2 separate regions of the Homo sapiens genome follow, and region 1 is linked to region 2. A link is a loop called in an ENCODE intact Hi-C map of the cell type or tissue named here. Cell type or tissue: Caco-2. All regions are shown on one strand.

Region 1 (8,000 bases), 410 kb after region 2:
AAGAAGCCAGGAAAAATTAGGTTCATTGATTTTAAGGAAAATAAAGGGAGTAAGGAAAAGAAACTCCTGGTCTTCCACGGTGGTTCATGCCTGTAATCCTAGCACTTTGGGAGGCTGAGGCGGGCGGGTCATCTGAGGTCAGGAGTTCAAGACCAGCCTGGCCAACATGGTGAAACCTCGTCTCTACTAAAAATACAAACATTAGCTGGGCATGGTGGCGTGCACCTGTAATCCCAGCTACTCAGGAGGCTGAGGCAGGAGAATCACTTGAACCAGGGAGGCAGAGGTTGCAGTGAACTGAGATCGTGCCATTGCACTCCAGCCTGGGCGACAAGAGCAAGACTCTCCGTCTCAAGTAAAAAAGAGAAAGAAAGAAACTCCTTTAAGGTGGAGTTGAGAATTAGGGTTAATATAACCTGAGTCCAACTTAGCCTCTGAGTTTTGTCTAAACAGATGGAGGGCTCTGATTGGCTCACAGCTGTGTGTAGTGGAGGGCTCTTCATTTGGTGCCTGAGCAGCTTTGACCCCTGGAGTGGTGGATCCATGGGGACCTTGGAGCTTTACAGATGTTGGGATAGTAAGAATAACTTGATATCACCCAGTTCAGACAGGTTCTAACAGCCTTTTGACCTGCAGGAGAGTTTAAAGACATACCCAGTCTCCAGGTGTGAATTTAGAGTGTATCTTTCCTGAAAAGGAGGGATCGGGTTTGGGGCTGTGGAGATTTTGGTAATGGCCAATGGCTTTAATGGTCTGTCCAAGAATTATAACATATTGTGTGGGATAATGATTTTCTGGCTCTAACAAGAGGTCTGTTTGTAAGAAGGGTCTTCCATAAAGAACTTCAAATGGGCTGAGATGGGTTTCTGATTTTGGGGGTATAAGGGACCTTAAGAGGGCAATAGGGAGCAGAGCTGGCCATGACTGTTGGGTTTATCAGTTTTGTAAGATGCCTTTTTATGCTTTGATTGGCTCTTTTACCTTTCCAGAGGATTGTGGATGTCAGGCTGCTTGAAACTAGTATTTGATTTGAAGGGTCTTAGCAACTTCTTGGGTTATTTGAGAAATGAAAGCAGCGCTATTGTCTGACTGCAGTGAGTGAGGGAGCCAACAATGGGGAAGAATGTGGTTCAAAAGGGCCGTGGTGACTTCTGATGCCATGCCTGTTCAGTTTTGATGCGAAAGGCTTCTATCCACCTGGCGAAGGTATCTACAAAGATTATCAAATATTTAAGTCCCTTGCATGGAGGCATGTGTGTAAAATCTAGCTGCCAGACTTCTCCTGGTAGGATCCCTAATCTTTGAATGAGTTGGAGGAGAGGGGGAAGTTTGTGGGCCCCTTCAGGACTGGTTTGGCAGCAGGTGGGGCAAGGCTGTGAGATGGATCTTAAAGTTTATGCTATTCCTTTACCGATAAACAGTGACCATATTAAGTCTTGGAGGGCTTTAGCCCCTAAATGAGTTGATTGGTGTAAACTGTTTAAAAATTTTCATTGTGAGGCTCCTTGGAGCAAAAGTTTGCCATTAGGGCTTTTTAGCCAGCCCTCCGAAGTATGGGAGAAGCCTTTCTCTAGAGCCCTTTGGGTTTATTCCTGCATATACAGTGGAGACAGTTGAGTTAGGTTAGCAACTAAAACTGCCTAAAGAGGTAGCTTAGTAGTCACTCTTGCTTGTTTATCAGCCTGATTGTTCACAATAGAGATTTTATCATTGCTTCTCTGATGGGCTTTGCAGTGAATGATAGCTACCTGTGCAGGAAGCAAAATTACCTCTAACGGGGCCATGATTTCAGGAGCATGTCTAACTGGAATATTTTGGGCTGTTAAGAGTCCCTTTTCTTGCCAAATGGCTGCATGGGTATGTACTACATGAAAGACGTAGGTCAGTCTGTGTAAGTATTAAGTTTCATGCATGCTCCTAATTGCAAGGCTCAGGTAAGGGCAATAAGTTCTGCCTTCTGGGCTGAGGTGGTGTCACAGGGTAGGGGCCCAAATTCTGTAACTTCAGTAAGGCTAACAATAGCATACCGTGGTAACTGGGTACCTTCTAACATGAAACTATTGCTGTCTATGAACCAAGTGGCCTCCCAATTGGTAAGGGGAATATCTTGGAGGTCAAATCAGGAGCTACAAATTAATTCAATATTTTCTTTCTTTCTTTCTTTTTTTTTTTTTTTTTTCTGAGACAGGGTCTTGCTCTGTCGCCCAAGCTGGAGTGCAGTGGTGCAATTTCAGCTCACCGCAACCTCTGCTTCCTGGATTCAAGCTATTCTAATGCCTCAGCCTCCCAAGTAGCTGGGACTACAGATGTGTCACCATGCCAAGCTAATTTTTATATTTTTAGTAGAGATGGGGTTTCACCATGTTGGCCACGCTGGCCTCCAACTCTTGACCTCAGGTAATCCACCTGCCTAGGCCTTCCTAAGTGCTGGGATTACAGGTGTGAGCCACTGCGACCAGCCTTAAATCAAGAGTTTCTAAGCAAGAGTGTTTAAGTGATCCTTCCACATTTGGATCTGGTAACAGGATGGCATGATTAAGAACTTCACACTGCTTAATGTTTAATTGTGGTGTTTGTAGAAAGAGGGTTTGATATCTTCTTATTTGATTTGAGACTCAGTGAGAGCCCTTTGAGTTTAAAGTATCCACCATTTGGTGTGGGGTATACACTGTTATTCCTTGGCCTCAGCTTGGAGGCCTCCTCAATCAATCGGGCCACAGAGGCTAGTGCCGGGGGAATGGAGGCCAGCCCTGTGTCACCAAATTGAGGTTCTTTGATAAGTAAGCTACTGGTCATTTGGAGGGCCCCAATGGCTGGATTAAGTCTCCAAGGGCGATACCCCTTCTTTCAGGTACAAATAAATAGAAAGTTTTTCTAAGGTATGGTAAGGTCAAAGGTGGGGCAGTTGTAAAACTTGTTTAATGGGTTTTAGGGTTTTGTTCATTTCAGAGTTCCAGTAAAGGGGTCTTCCTCTGGTCCCCATAGTGTCTCATAAAGAGGGTTTTGCTATGAGTCCAAATTGGGGAGTCCAAATATGACAGAAACTTGGCATTCCCAAGAAGGAGTGCAACTGTTGTTTAGTTGCTAGTGTGCCCATGTTTAAGATGAGGCTTTCACAGTGATCAGAGAGACTTTTAAACCCTGGGGTTAGTGTGAGTCTCAGAAATTGCACTTCCAGAGAGGAAATTTGAGTTTTAGAAGGAGAAACCTCATAACCACAGGAAGATAACCTCTAAAGAGTTTTAATAGCATTTAGATATTCTAAGATTAATAGTATTTAATACCTTCAGTTGGACTGCAGATAAGCAGGTGGTCAACATATTGGAGCAGGGTGCTATTAAGGGATAGCTGAATGGTGAACAGATCTTTGGCAAGAGCCTGTCCAAATGGTTGTGAGCTATCTCTAAATCCTCAGGGGAGGCCTGTCCAGGTTAATTGTTGGGAGGTATGAGTGGAAGGATCTCGCCATTCAAAGGCAAATAAAAATTGTGAATCTGAATGTACTGGAATGCAAAAGAAAGCATCCTTTAAGTCTAATACTGTGAACCAAAACTGCCAGAAGGAATTTGTCCTAACAGGATGTAAGGGTTCGAAACAATGGGGTGTGTAGGAACTACTGGATCATTGATGGCTCTTGGGTCTTGTATCATTCTATAGGTGCCTTCTGGCTTTTGACAGCTAAGGTGGGTGTGTTACATGGTGAATTACAAGAGTGAAATTAAGGGCTGTAAGCCTAATTGGGTTTCAAGATTTAGAGGCTATGGAGATTTCCTAGGGAAAGAGGTGAAGACCTTAAGGATGACCTTTTTGGGGTCTGCACGCAAAGAACATCCTGGAGTGGATGAGTTTCATACTTCAGGGGGAACTTGTTGTACAATGAAAGGCTGTATGTATTGGAGTCAGTATTAAAAGGTAATAATGCCAGTATTGAACAGGCCTGGTTGGAAAACTGAAAGCTAGTTTGAAGTTTTGCCATTATATGCCTCCCAAGCAAAGGGATGGAACAAGTGGGCAAGACCAGAAATAAGTGAGTGAAAATATTTTTTTCCCTAGTTGCATACCAATGCATACCAAAGATGGGGTAAAATAGCTCTGTTTCAGTTGGCCCTCCTTGCTTGTGAGGATTGAGGACCAAAAGTTAGGTCCAGAGAATTTAATTAGGGCAGTGTAACTAGATCCTGTGTCAATAAAAAAACTCAATTTTATATTCTGCTACACACAAGATTACCTGAGATTCAGCAGTAGTGATGGAAAATACAGGAGCCTGGATGGCCTCTGGGACAGTGAGGAAATGGCCCCTCTTGGGGCTTTTTCTTCTCTTTTAAGGTCTCCTCAGCTTTTTCATAATTGAGGAACAAAGTTAAGGGCATTTGCCTTTGCTTTCCTCCCAAGTTGGCCCATAATTGGGACTTGTTTGAGGATGACTACCTATCATGAGGGAGCGAGGAGCATTCCAGTTTCCAGTGTCCCAGTTGCTTGCAGTATTGGCAAAGGCCAGGTGGTGGCAGTAGAAAATCAGGTGACACTCGTGGAGGGTTTTGGCAGTTTCTGTTAATATGCCAAGGCTGGTTATAGCTATAACAGAGAATGGGCCTTTTATTGGTCAGTGGGTGACATCCTGATGCTTGGTCTGTGGTCCCTGGTTTGGGCAGGCAGGTAGCAAAGGCAGCAGCCATATAATGAGCTTGCTGCCTGTCTCTTTCTCTTTCCTTCCTATCCTGTCAGTTCTTGAGGCTTCCTCCCAGTTATTAAAGAATGTAAAGGCCATTTATAGCAAAGTAAGGAAAGGGGTCTGTGGCCTTTGAACTAGTTTTTCAAGCTTATGCCTAACGTCTGGAGAGGCCTAATAAAATACACAGCCACAATAGTGAGGCCCTCTTGGCTCTAGAGATCCATATTAGTGCATTTTCTCATAGCTTCAGCTACCCTAGAGTGGAATAGGGCTGGGTTTTCATTTGGCCCCTGTGTAACTTCTCTTAATGTAGCATAATTTGCAGGTTTAATGACAGCCTTTTTCATCCCCTCAATCAGGCAAGTGATCATATAATTGTGGTGGACTCTATCAGGGTCTCCTTCTTGACAGCCCCATCTAGGATCACTATCATAAACAACTGTTCTTCCTGGTTCAGGGTTCCAAATGTTCCAGGCATGGAATTCTTCTGCCCATCAGTGGGCTAGAGACCAAATGTGGGTCTTTTCCTTATGAGTGCAACAGGTGGTAAAAATAACCTAAATGTTTTGCCAATTGAGATCAAAGGAAACTGCAAGCCCCTTGAATTTCTTCATAAAATGGGAGGGGTACTAACTAAAAGAGCCAAGATTTGCCTCTATTTCAGACAAATCAGACATAGGGAATGAGACATGGGCCCTGATGATTCCTACACCCCCATTTGGCCACTTCTCAGAGCTGCAAACCTTTATCTGATGATGGGAGAGAATCAGAGGTGACTCCTGATCTGGTATGTGGAGGAGAAGTGGTTCTGGGTATGGAGGAGGTAAAGAGGGAGAGACAGAAGGTGTAGCTGAGGAAGGAGGTATTGAAGGGAAAGATGTGTAGTCAGGGAAAATGAATGGAGAGACCAAAGTGGGAGAGGTCTGGAACATGAGAGTGTAAAAGAAGGGTCATCCAAAATGTCTGAGGAATCTAAGGGACTTAAGAATTTTGCCAGTCTCATTCTACAATTGTCTCTAAAGTCTAGGTTTTTTTTTTTTATAGAAACATAAACTTGAACATAGGGCACCTCAGACCATTTGGAAGAGTTATGGCAAAAGAGATCAAGATTTAAAAGAATACTGGAGTCTAGGCTCCCATTCTGGGTCCACTTCAATTTCTGTGGGAGGTGGTAAGGAGGCCATGCTATGTTGCAAAGAAAGATTAGGTGTTTCTTTTTGAGGGGTTGAGGGTCAAATTTGTCCCGATTCTTCAAAATACAGTCTAGAGGTGAGTCTACAGGAATAGATGGGGTTTGTGGAATGAAAAAACATGCCACTTTGGGGCAGTTCCACTTGGGGCATGAACGACACTTTCTGTCAAGACATCTCGCCGAAATGAAAAGAAGGTTCCATTTATGTCCACTGAGGGACTCTGGGTGCACTTTCTAAAGGAGTGTCTCAGTCATTAGAAAAGTCCTCTTGGCTGATCGGAGGCCTCATGCTGGATGGCCAGTTGAGGTACTCATTTATGCTGGGTGATCAGCTCAGGTTTGAAGAAAAAGGGTAAAGGAAGATCTCTGTCTGGTGTTGACCCAGGAGAGTGGGTAGTTAAGGGAAGACTCACTGTTCTGAGGCTGTCTGAGATCACCTGATTTAGCACATCCAGAAAAGGATGATTGGCTGTCTCCACAGGAGAATTTAGAGTGACAGAGGGTCTGAGTCACCTAAAACATGTGCGAATTCACCCTGAACAAGCTTCTGCTGTCAATTGCTTCACATTTTGGCATCAGGGGCTTTTGATCAGAAAAAATAAGAAAGAGCCTTTCTTTTTTCTGGGCAGGGCAGCCAGTCCTGTTCACTCTTTGGCCTTCAGGCGGCACCATAGACTGGCCCTGCCTGTTACTTTTAATTGCCAGAGAGCTAATAGAAGCTGGCAGACAAAAGACTGAAAAGAATAAGTAGACTCAGGTCCCTCACCCTAACGGGCGATGGTGGTCAGACGCTTTCGCAAAGACACCTTCCAGTCCTACTAGAGAGTAGCTCCAGCTACAGTGCAATTGCCTCTGTGCTTAGACACTGTCCAAAGTTCGAAAAAAGAGAGGGGAGAGAGTTCCCCATGAAGAGAGAGTCCCCTTATGGGCCACCAGAATGTTGCCGGTGAGCAATGACTATCTGGGCTGGTGGTGCAGGACTGAAAGAATTTACCAAGACAGTTGTAGGTAGAAAAAAGGCAGATTTATTAGAGAAAGTATGAAAATACATTGTGAAAAGGCAACAGACAGTATCAGTAGAAGAGAAGCTGACAGCCAGGAGCAAAAAGGCTTGCTCAGGATTCTATAGAATGGAACTTGGGAACTTGCATTCTTCTGTCAGCTGGGATATTTGATAAATTGAGGAATTTGATGGTAAGCAGGAAGTTTGTGAGTTATGTATCTTATTGGTTCAGGAGGGCTATATGTCCTGGGCCATAAAACTATAATTTATCAGCTTCCTCTTTTTGTTTATATGTCCTGAACCATGAAGAAAGGCAAAAGGCATAGTTTATTTGCCTCATATCTTTGCTTTCCGCTGGTCCTGCCAGCCTGACTCCTTTTTCCAAATTAGGACTCCACAATATATTGTGTATTTATATTTGTTCAGATAAAAATACTTTTATAATATTGTGCATATTTTTTCTTTCACCAATAATTTATAAATGTATTTTTTAATTTTTAATTATTTTATGATTAAAGATATATTTTTGTTTTCTAACTTTACTGTGGTGGAAGAACATATCTTTTATGATTTCAAACCTTTAAAATTTATAATACTTGTTCCATGGACTAGAATATGGTTTGTCTTGCAGAATATTCCCTGTTGCAAAGAAACAAATGTATATTTTGCTGTTGTTGTGTGGAATGTTTTATAGATGTCTGTTAGGTAAAGTTAGTTAGAAATGTTGTTTAAAGTTTCTCTGTCTTGGCTGAATTTCTGTATCGTTCAATTACTAGATTGCTTTAGTCCCTATTATTGTTGAATTCTCTACTTCTTCCTTCAATTCCTTCAATTATAGTTTTATGTATTGGGTACTCTGCTTTCGGGACATGTGTGAGTTGTCCCGCCTTTCTGAACAAAACCAATGTATTTCTTAAATGTATTTGATTGATGTCTCAGGCCTCCCTAAAATATATAAAACCAAACTGTACCCCTCCCACCTAGGGCTCCTGTTCTTAGGACCTCCTGAGGGCTGTGTCACAGGCCAGGGTCACTCATATTTGGCTTAGAATAAATCTCTTCAAATATTTATTTGAAAATATTTCAGAACACCTGATGTTTTGAGCCCTCTCAGAGGTCATAGACCTCTGGAG
Region 2 (8,000 bases):
TGTTGATTGTTTCCCTTGCTGTGCAGAAGCTTTTTAGCTTGATATAATCCCATTTGGGTATTTCTGCTTTTGTTATCTGTGCTTTAGAGGTATTACTCAATAGAGTCTTTGTGCATATCAATGACCTGAGGCATTTTTCCAGTGTTTTATTCTAGTAGTTTTATAGTTTCAAGTCTTACGTTTAAGTCGTTCATCTATTTTGATTTTATTTTTTCATATGGTGAGAGATAGGGGTCTAGTTTTATTCTTTTGCATATGGACATCCAGTTTGTCCAAGAACATAAGTTGAAGAGGCTGTCCTTTCTCCAATATGTGTTCTTGGTGTCTTTACTGAAAATGAATTGGCTGTAAATGCATGGGTATATTTTGGGATTCTCTATTCTGTTCAATTGGTCTATGTGTCTGTTTTTACTTCAGTACCATGCTTTTTTGGTTACTATAGCTTTACAGTGTATTTTGAAGTTAGGTAGTGTGATGCCTCCAGCTTTGTTCTTTTTGCTCGGGATTGCTTTGGCTATTCTGGGTCTTTTGTGGGTCCATATGAACCTTAGGATTTTTTTCCCATTTCTGTGGTGAATGTCATTGGTATTTTGATAGAGATTGCATTTAATCTGTAGATTGCTTTTGGTAGTATATTTTAGCAATATTAATTTAACAATATTAATTTAATATTAATTAATTGCATTTAATCTATAGGTTGCTTTAGGCAGTACATTTTAACAATATTAATTCTTCCCATCCATCAATATGGGATATCTTTCCCTTTTTGTGTGTAGTTGTCAATTTTTTTCAGCAGTGCTTTTTATTTTTATTTTAGAGATCTTTCACTTCTGTGGTTAAATTTATTCCTATTTTTTTTTAAATCCTGTTTTAAATGGGATTGCTTTTTTGGTTTCTTTTTCAGATTGTTCACTATTGGCAAACAGAAGTGCACCTGCTTTTTGTATGTTGATTTTGTATCCTGCAACTTTACTGAATTTGTTGATCATTTCCAGCATTTCGTGTGTGTAGGTAGTCTTTAGGTTTTTCTAAATATAAGATTATATCATCTGCTAACAAGGATAATTTGATTTCTTCCTTTTCAATATGGATACCCTTTATTTCATTCTCTTGCCTAAATTGCTCTGGCTAGAACATGCAGTACTACACTGAACATAAGTGGTAAAAGTGGGCATTCTTGTCTTGGTCTAGATCTTGGAGGAAAGGCTTTTGATTTTTTTCCTGTTCAGTATGATGATAGCTGTGGGTTTGTGATATATGGCTTTTATTATTTTGATGCATGTTCCTTCTGTACCCAGTTTGTTGTCTTTTTCTCATGGAGGGATCTTGAATTTTATGAAATGCTTTTTCAGCATCTATTGAAGTGATCATACAGGTTTTGTCCTTGGTTCTGTTAATGTAATGTATCACGTTTATTTATTTGCATATGTTGAACCAAACTTTTGTCCCTGGGATGAGACCCACTTGATCATCGTGAGTGATCTTTTTAATGTGTTGTTTAATTCAGTTTGCTAGTATTTTGTTTGGAATTTTTGCATCTATGTTTGCCAGTAATATTGGCCTGTAGTTTTCTTTTTTTGATGTGTTTTTGTCTGGTTTGGGTACCAGGGTAATGCTGGCCTCATAGAATGAGTTTGAAGTATTCCTCCTCTTTACTTTTTTGAAATAATTTGCATAGAATTATTATCAGTTCTTTTTTAAATGTTTGGTGGAATTCAGCAGTGAAACCGTAAGGTCCTTGGCTTTTCTTTGATGAGACACTTTTTATTACTGTTTTGATCTTGTTACTTGTTATTGGTTTGTTCAGGTTTTCTATTTATTCATGGTTCAATCTTGGTACGTCATATGTATCCAGGAATTTATCCATTTCTTCTAGGTTTTCCAATTTGTTTGCCTGTAGTTGTTCATATTCTCTGTAATGATCCTTTGTATTTTTGTGGTATCAGTTATATTCTCCCTTTTCACCTCTGATTTCATTTATTTGAGTATTCTTTTTTTCTTAGTCTAGCTAAAGATTTGTTGATTTTGAGTATCTTTTCAAAAAAAACAACTTTTCATTTCATTGATCTTTTGTATTTTTCAGCCTTAATTTCATTTATTTCTGCTCTGGTGTTTGTTATTTATTTCCTTCTACTAGCTTTGGGTTTGGTTTGTTCTTGCCTTCCTAATTCTTTGAAGTGACTTGGTAGATTATTTATTTGAAGACTTTCTTTTTCTTTTTTGATGAAAGCTTTTATTGCCATAAATTTTCCTCTTTGTACTGCTTTTGCTTTATTTCATAGGCTTTAGTATCTTGTGTTTTCATTTTCATTTGTTTTGAGAAATTTCTATTTTTTAAAAGAATTTTGTTATTTACCCACTGATCATTCAGGAGCAATGTATTTAATTTCGGTGTATTTGTACAGTTTCTTAAGTGCTCTTCTTACTGATTTCTAGTGTTGTTTCATTGTGGTCAGAAAAGACACTTGATATTAATTTGACTTTTTAAAATTTGTTGAGATTTGTTTATGGCCTAACATATGGCCTGTTTTCAAGAATGTTCTATATGCTGATGAGGAAAATGTGTAGTCTCCAGCAGTTGGATGATATGTTCTGTTATTTTCAGTTACGTACATTTGGTCTATAGTACAACTGAAATCCAGTATTTCTTTGTTGATATCTTGTCTGGATAATCTGTTCATTGCTGAAAGTGAGTGTTGAAGTTCCCTATTATTATGGTGTTGTAGTCTGTCTCTCTGTTTAAATCTACTAATATTTGTTGTGTATATTTGGGTGCTCCAGTGTTGGGTGCATGCGAATTTATAATTGTTATATCCTGTAGCTGAATTGACCCATTTATTATTATATAATGACATTCTTTGTCTTTTCTTACAGTTTTTGACCTGAAGTCTGTTTCGTATGATATATGTGTAGCCACTGCTGCTCTTTTGTGGTTTCTATTTGTACGCAGTATCTTTTTCCATCCCTTCACTTTTAGTCTCTATGTGTCTTATTCACTAGAAATTCACTTAAAGAAGTGAACTTCTTGAAGGCAGCATATAGTTGGATGCTGTTTTTTTTAATCCATTCAGCCACTCTCTTTTAATTGGAGAATTTAGTCCCATTTACATTCAATGTTATTTTTGAAAGGTAAGGACTTACTACTGCCATTTTGTTATTATTTTCTGATTGTTTTGTAACTCCTGTCTTCCATTATTTTACTACTATCTTCCTTTGTTGTTTAGTGATTTTTCTCTGGTGGCATGTATTAATTATTTGCTTTTGTTAGTGTATCTTTTACAGGTTTTTGCTTTGATGTTACTGTGGGGCTTAGAACATCTTATTATAAACTGATGACAACTTAACTTTGATCAAAAGAAAAATTAAAAACTAAAATCTCTAAAATTTAAGTCCATTACTTCCCCATTTTAACTTTTTGTTTTCTCAGTTTACATCTTTTTATATTGCCTATCCCTTAATAAATTGCCTTTTTGTTTTGTTTTGTTTTTGAGATGGAGTCTTGCTCTGTCTCCCAGGCTGGAGTGCAGTGGCACGATCTCGGCTCACTGCAACCTCTGCCTCCCGAGTTCAAGCGATTCTCCTATCTCAGCTTCCTGAGTAGGTGGGATTATAGGCACGTGCCATCACACTCAGCTAATTTTTGTATTTTTTAGTACAGATGGAGTTTCACCATGTTGGCCAGGCTGACCTTAATAAATTGTCATTATTTTTGATAGATTTTTTTCAGTCTTCATACTAAAGTTGTGAACGGTTTACACACCACAATTCAGTATTTGTCTGCATAGTTTATTCTGAATTTGTCTATATACGTTTACCAGTTTATTTTATAACTTCAGGTGTTTTCTTGATACATATTAGTGTTCTTTTAAGATTGAACAACTGGCTTCAGCAGTTCATGTAAGACAAATCTTCTGTTGATGAATTCCCTCAGCTTCTGTCTGGGAAAGTCTGTATCTCTCCTTCATGTTTGAAGGATGGCTCTGCTGGGCACAGTATGGGAGGTTTTTTTGTTGTTGTTGTTTTGTTTTTTTCATTCAGTACTTTGAATATGTTGCCCCCCTCCCTCCTGCCCTGTAGGACTTACACTGAAAACTCTGTTACCACAGGAATTGAAACTCCTTTATATGTTATTTGCTTCTTTTCTCTTGCTGCTTTTAAGATTTCCCTCTTTGTCTGTTAACCTTTGAGAGTTTGATTATTATATGCCTTAGGGTAATCTTATTTAGATTGAACATGTTTGGTTGTCTTTAACCCTGTACCTGGATATTTATATCTTTCTCTAGGTTTGGAAAAGTCTCTGTTATTATTACTTTGAATAAGCTTTCTACCTTTTGTTCTTTCTCAACATCCTCTTTAAAGCCAATGACCCTTTGACTTGCTCTTTTGAGGCTATCCCCTAGATCTTGTTGGCGTTCTTCATTTTTCTCATTATTTTTTCTCTTCTTATTGTGTATTTTCAAATAGTCTTAGGGCTCACCGGTTCTTTCTTCTGCTTGATCAATTCTGTTGTTGAGACCATCCCATGTATTTTTCAGTTTGACTATTGTATTTCTTAGCTCTAGGATTTCTGTTTAATTTTTTAAAATTTCAATTTCATTGTTAAATTTCTGTAATACATTTCTGAATTGCTTTTCTGTGTTACATTGGCATTTTCTGAGTTTCCTGAAAATTGCTATTCTGCATTCTTGATCTGAGAGCTCACACAACATCATCTCATTAGGGTCAGTCACTGGCTCCTTATTTTGTCTATTTGGGAATGTCATGGTTTCCTGTTTGCTCTTTCTATGGATATATGTCTGTGCATTTGCATTGAAGGATTAGTTCTTTATTCCAGTCTTCACTGTCTGGCTTGGTTTGGTCTTTCAGAAGTATGTCTGTCTAGAGGTTTTGTGCAGAGTGACTATTTAGTTCCCTTAGCCTGAGATCACTGCCTCCTTTTCAACACTAGATGGCACCCTGAACCCAGATTTGACATAGTCTTTCTCAATTTCAGAGTGCTACTCATCCTGGATGGGGAGGAATCCCAAAGATACCCCAGCTCTGTGGGAAAGCTGGATGGAGGTTTGTTCCCAGAGGACTGATGAAGTGTGCTTCCTGCAACGTGATGCTGTTAAACAGCCTTTCTGATTTGGTGTCTTTTTTGAGGTCAGATGAAGGGAAGCTGGAGTTTCATGCACTGGGTGTTGCTAACCCCACCCCCACCCTCTAACTCTAGCTGCCTTTGGGATTTTTTACTCTGCAGGCATTCAAGAGGCTTCTTACAGGTTGAGGCAGGAATAATTTTTCTGGAAAGGAATCTAAGATGGTGGGGAAGCTAGCTGTCCACTTTTATTTTTTCCAGTATTATAGGAACCTTGATTTTGAGGGTGCCTTTCTACACAGTGCCTGGCAGCTTGGGGAAGGAGCTATTTTACCTTTTGCTTGCAGTTTTTCAGTTCTCTGTGGCCTCTGGGATTGTCACAACTTCAGTCATTGAGTTCTGGAATATTCCTTTTGATAATCTGGGCAGTGGCTAGTTCTTTTTGGTTTTCTGTGGAGGAGAGTAAAGCTACATATACTGTGCTATTTTGGTGACATTCTCAGTTATGAGAATTATATATTTTGTTAACAAGTCCTTTGTCAGATAAGTTATTTGCAGACATTATATCCCAGTCTGTGGCTTAGCCTTTCATTTTCTTAACTGTGTCTTTTCTAAGTTGTGCATATTTATGGAGTATGTGAGAAATTTTTAACATATGTATAATGCATAGTGATCAAGTCGGGTTTTAGGGTACAATGCATTTTTTTTAAGTATAGTCATCCTACTCTGCTATTGAACATTGAATGTATTCCTTCTATCTTATGTTTGTACCCTTTAACCCACTTATCTTCATGTTCTCCCTTCTCACCTGCTCACACTTCCGTCTCTGTTATTTTTCCACCCTCTACCTCCATGTGTTCAAATTTTTTAGCACCCCCAAATAAATGAGAACATGTGATATTTGTCTTTTTGTGCCTGGCTTATTTCACTTAAGACAATGACCTCTAGTTTCATCTACGTTGATGCAAATGACATAATTTCATTCTTTTTATGGCTGAATACTATTCCATTGTGTAGAAGTACCATATTTTCTTTATCCATTCATTTGTTGATGGACACTTAGATTGATTCCTTATCTTTGCTATTATGAATGTTGCTGCGGTAAATATGCAAGTGCCAGTATTCCTTTGATATAATGATTTATTTTCTTTAAGTCAATACACAGTAATGGGATTGCTGGATTGAATGGTAATTCGATTTTTAGTTTTAAGAGTATCTTAATTTTATTGAAATCCAGTTTATCGCTTTATTTTATTTTATGGGTCATACTTTTTGTTTCCTACTTTCTTTGCCTATCTCAAAATCATAACGGTTTTCTACTTTTTTAAAAATAGAAGTTATATAGTTTTATTTTTTACATTTAGGCCTATGATCCCTTTTGTGGTAATTTTTATATATGGCACAAAATACAGATCAAGGTTAATTGGTTTCTGTATGGATATTTGTTAAAAAATACTGATTCCCCTATTGAATTGCCTGGGCACCTTTGTCAAAAATCAATTAAGCATATATGTGCAGATCTATTTTTAGGTATACTCTTCTGTTCTAGTGATCTATATGACTATTCTTGTAATAGTAACCCACTTTCTTGATTAATATAGGTTCATAGCAAGTCTTTAAATCAGATAGCATAACTCCTCCAACTTAGTTCTTTTTCAAAACAATTTTAGCTATTTTAGGTTATTTGTATTTCTATATAAATTTAAGAATAATCTTGCCAAATTTTACCAAAAACAAGCAAACAAAAACCCTATCAGTGTTTTGGTTGGGATTGCATTAAATCTGTGGATCAGTTTTGGGAACATTGATATGATGAGTCTTCAAATCCATGAACATTTAACTGTTTATTTCGATTTTTTTGTGATTTCTCCCAGGATTGTTTTTTAGTTTTCATTGTATGATTTTGACCTTTTAAAATTTGATTGTTTTAAAAAATATTTAAGGTATAAATTTAAGATGTACAATGTGATGTTTTGATATAAATGATGAAGTGATGACTACAGTCAAACAGATTAACATATCATCTCACATAGTTACTTTTTTGTGGTAATAGTATCTAAAATTTACTCTCTTAGCAAATTTCCAGTGTATAATACAATAATGTTGACTCTAGTCCCCATGCTGTAGGTTAGATCTCTAGACTTTTCCTGTGTAACTACAACTTTGTGCCCTTTGACTTATATCTTCCCATTTTCTCCCACCCCCTCACCTCTGGTCACCACCATCCTAATCTGTTTCTATGTATTCATTTTTTTTTTCCTTTTGATTCCACATATAAGTGAAATCATGCAGTAGTTTTCTTTCTGTGACTGGATTATTTCATGTAGCATAATGTCCTCTAGGTTCCTCCATGTTGTGACAAATGACATAATCTCCTTCCCTCCTTCTTTTTAAAGTCTGAATAATATTCTATTCTGTGTCTCTGTATGTATATGTAATATATATATAAATAAATTAAAAATAGAGGTAATTTATTAAAATATAGGCAACATATTACATATACATATACACCCGACAGTTTCTTTACCCATTTATCCATTAATGGACACTTTGTTTGCTTCCACATCTTGGCTATTGTTAATAGTACTGCAATGAACATGGGAGTGCAGATATCTTTACAAGGTAGTGAGTGCATTTCCTTTGGGCATATACTCAAAAGAGGGATTACTGGATAATTTGATAATTCTATTTTTGATTTCTTTGGGAACATCTTAAAGGTATTATTTTCCACAGTGGCTGCTGTACCAATATATATTCCTACTAACAGTGTACAAGGGTCTCCTTTTCTCTAAACCCTTGTCAACACTTGTTATGTCTTATCTTTTTGATAATACCCATCCTAATAGATGCTAGGTTATTTCTCATTGTGGTTTTGATATGCATTTTCCTGATGATTAATGATGTTGAGCATCATCGTATA

What was found. A loop is a pair of places that touch in the nucleus more often than their neighbours do. Peaks named below come from ENCODE experiments on the same cell type or tissue, not always from the same donor. Only the 100,000 strongest peaks of a DNase experiment are listed, where the experiment ranks them.
Region 1: a loop joins it to region 2, with 24 times the contacts of the local background. A loop is called at or near these places in 3 of 110 quality-filtered maps.

What each region holds. Positions count from the first base shown.
Region 1 is chrX:63,271,835-63,279,834 of GRCh38, reverse strand. LOC105377212 (a long non-coding RNA gene) reads left to right here and starts at 2,189. Exons shown (of 5, transcript XR_001755867.2): 1 at 2,189-2,397. In Caco-2, a CTCF peak has its summit at 4,500 (motif pointing right); no DNase peak of the experiment used is centred here.
Region 2 is chrX:63,684,258-63,692,257 of GRCh38, reverse strand. The region is part of intron 4 of ARHGEF9 (Cdc42 guanine nucleotide exchange factor 9); the gene reads left to right. Among named protein-coding and RNA genes, the nearest start is that of ARHGEF9-IT1, 17 kb to the right of the region's middle. In Caco-2, a CTCF peak has its summit at 4,977 (motif pointing right); no DNase peak of the experiment used is centred here.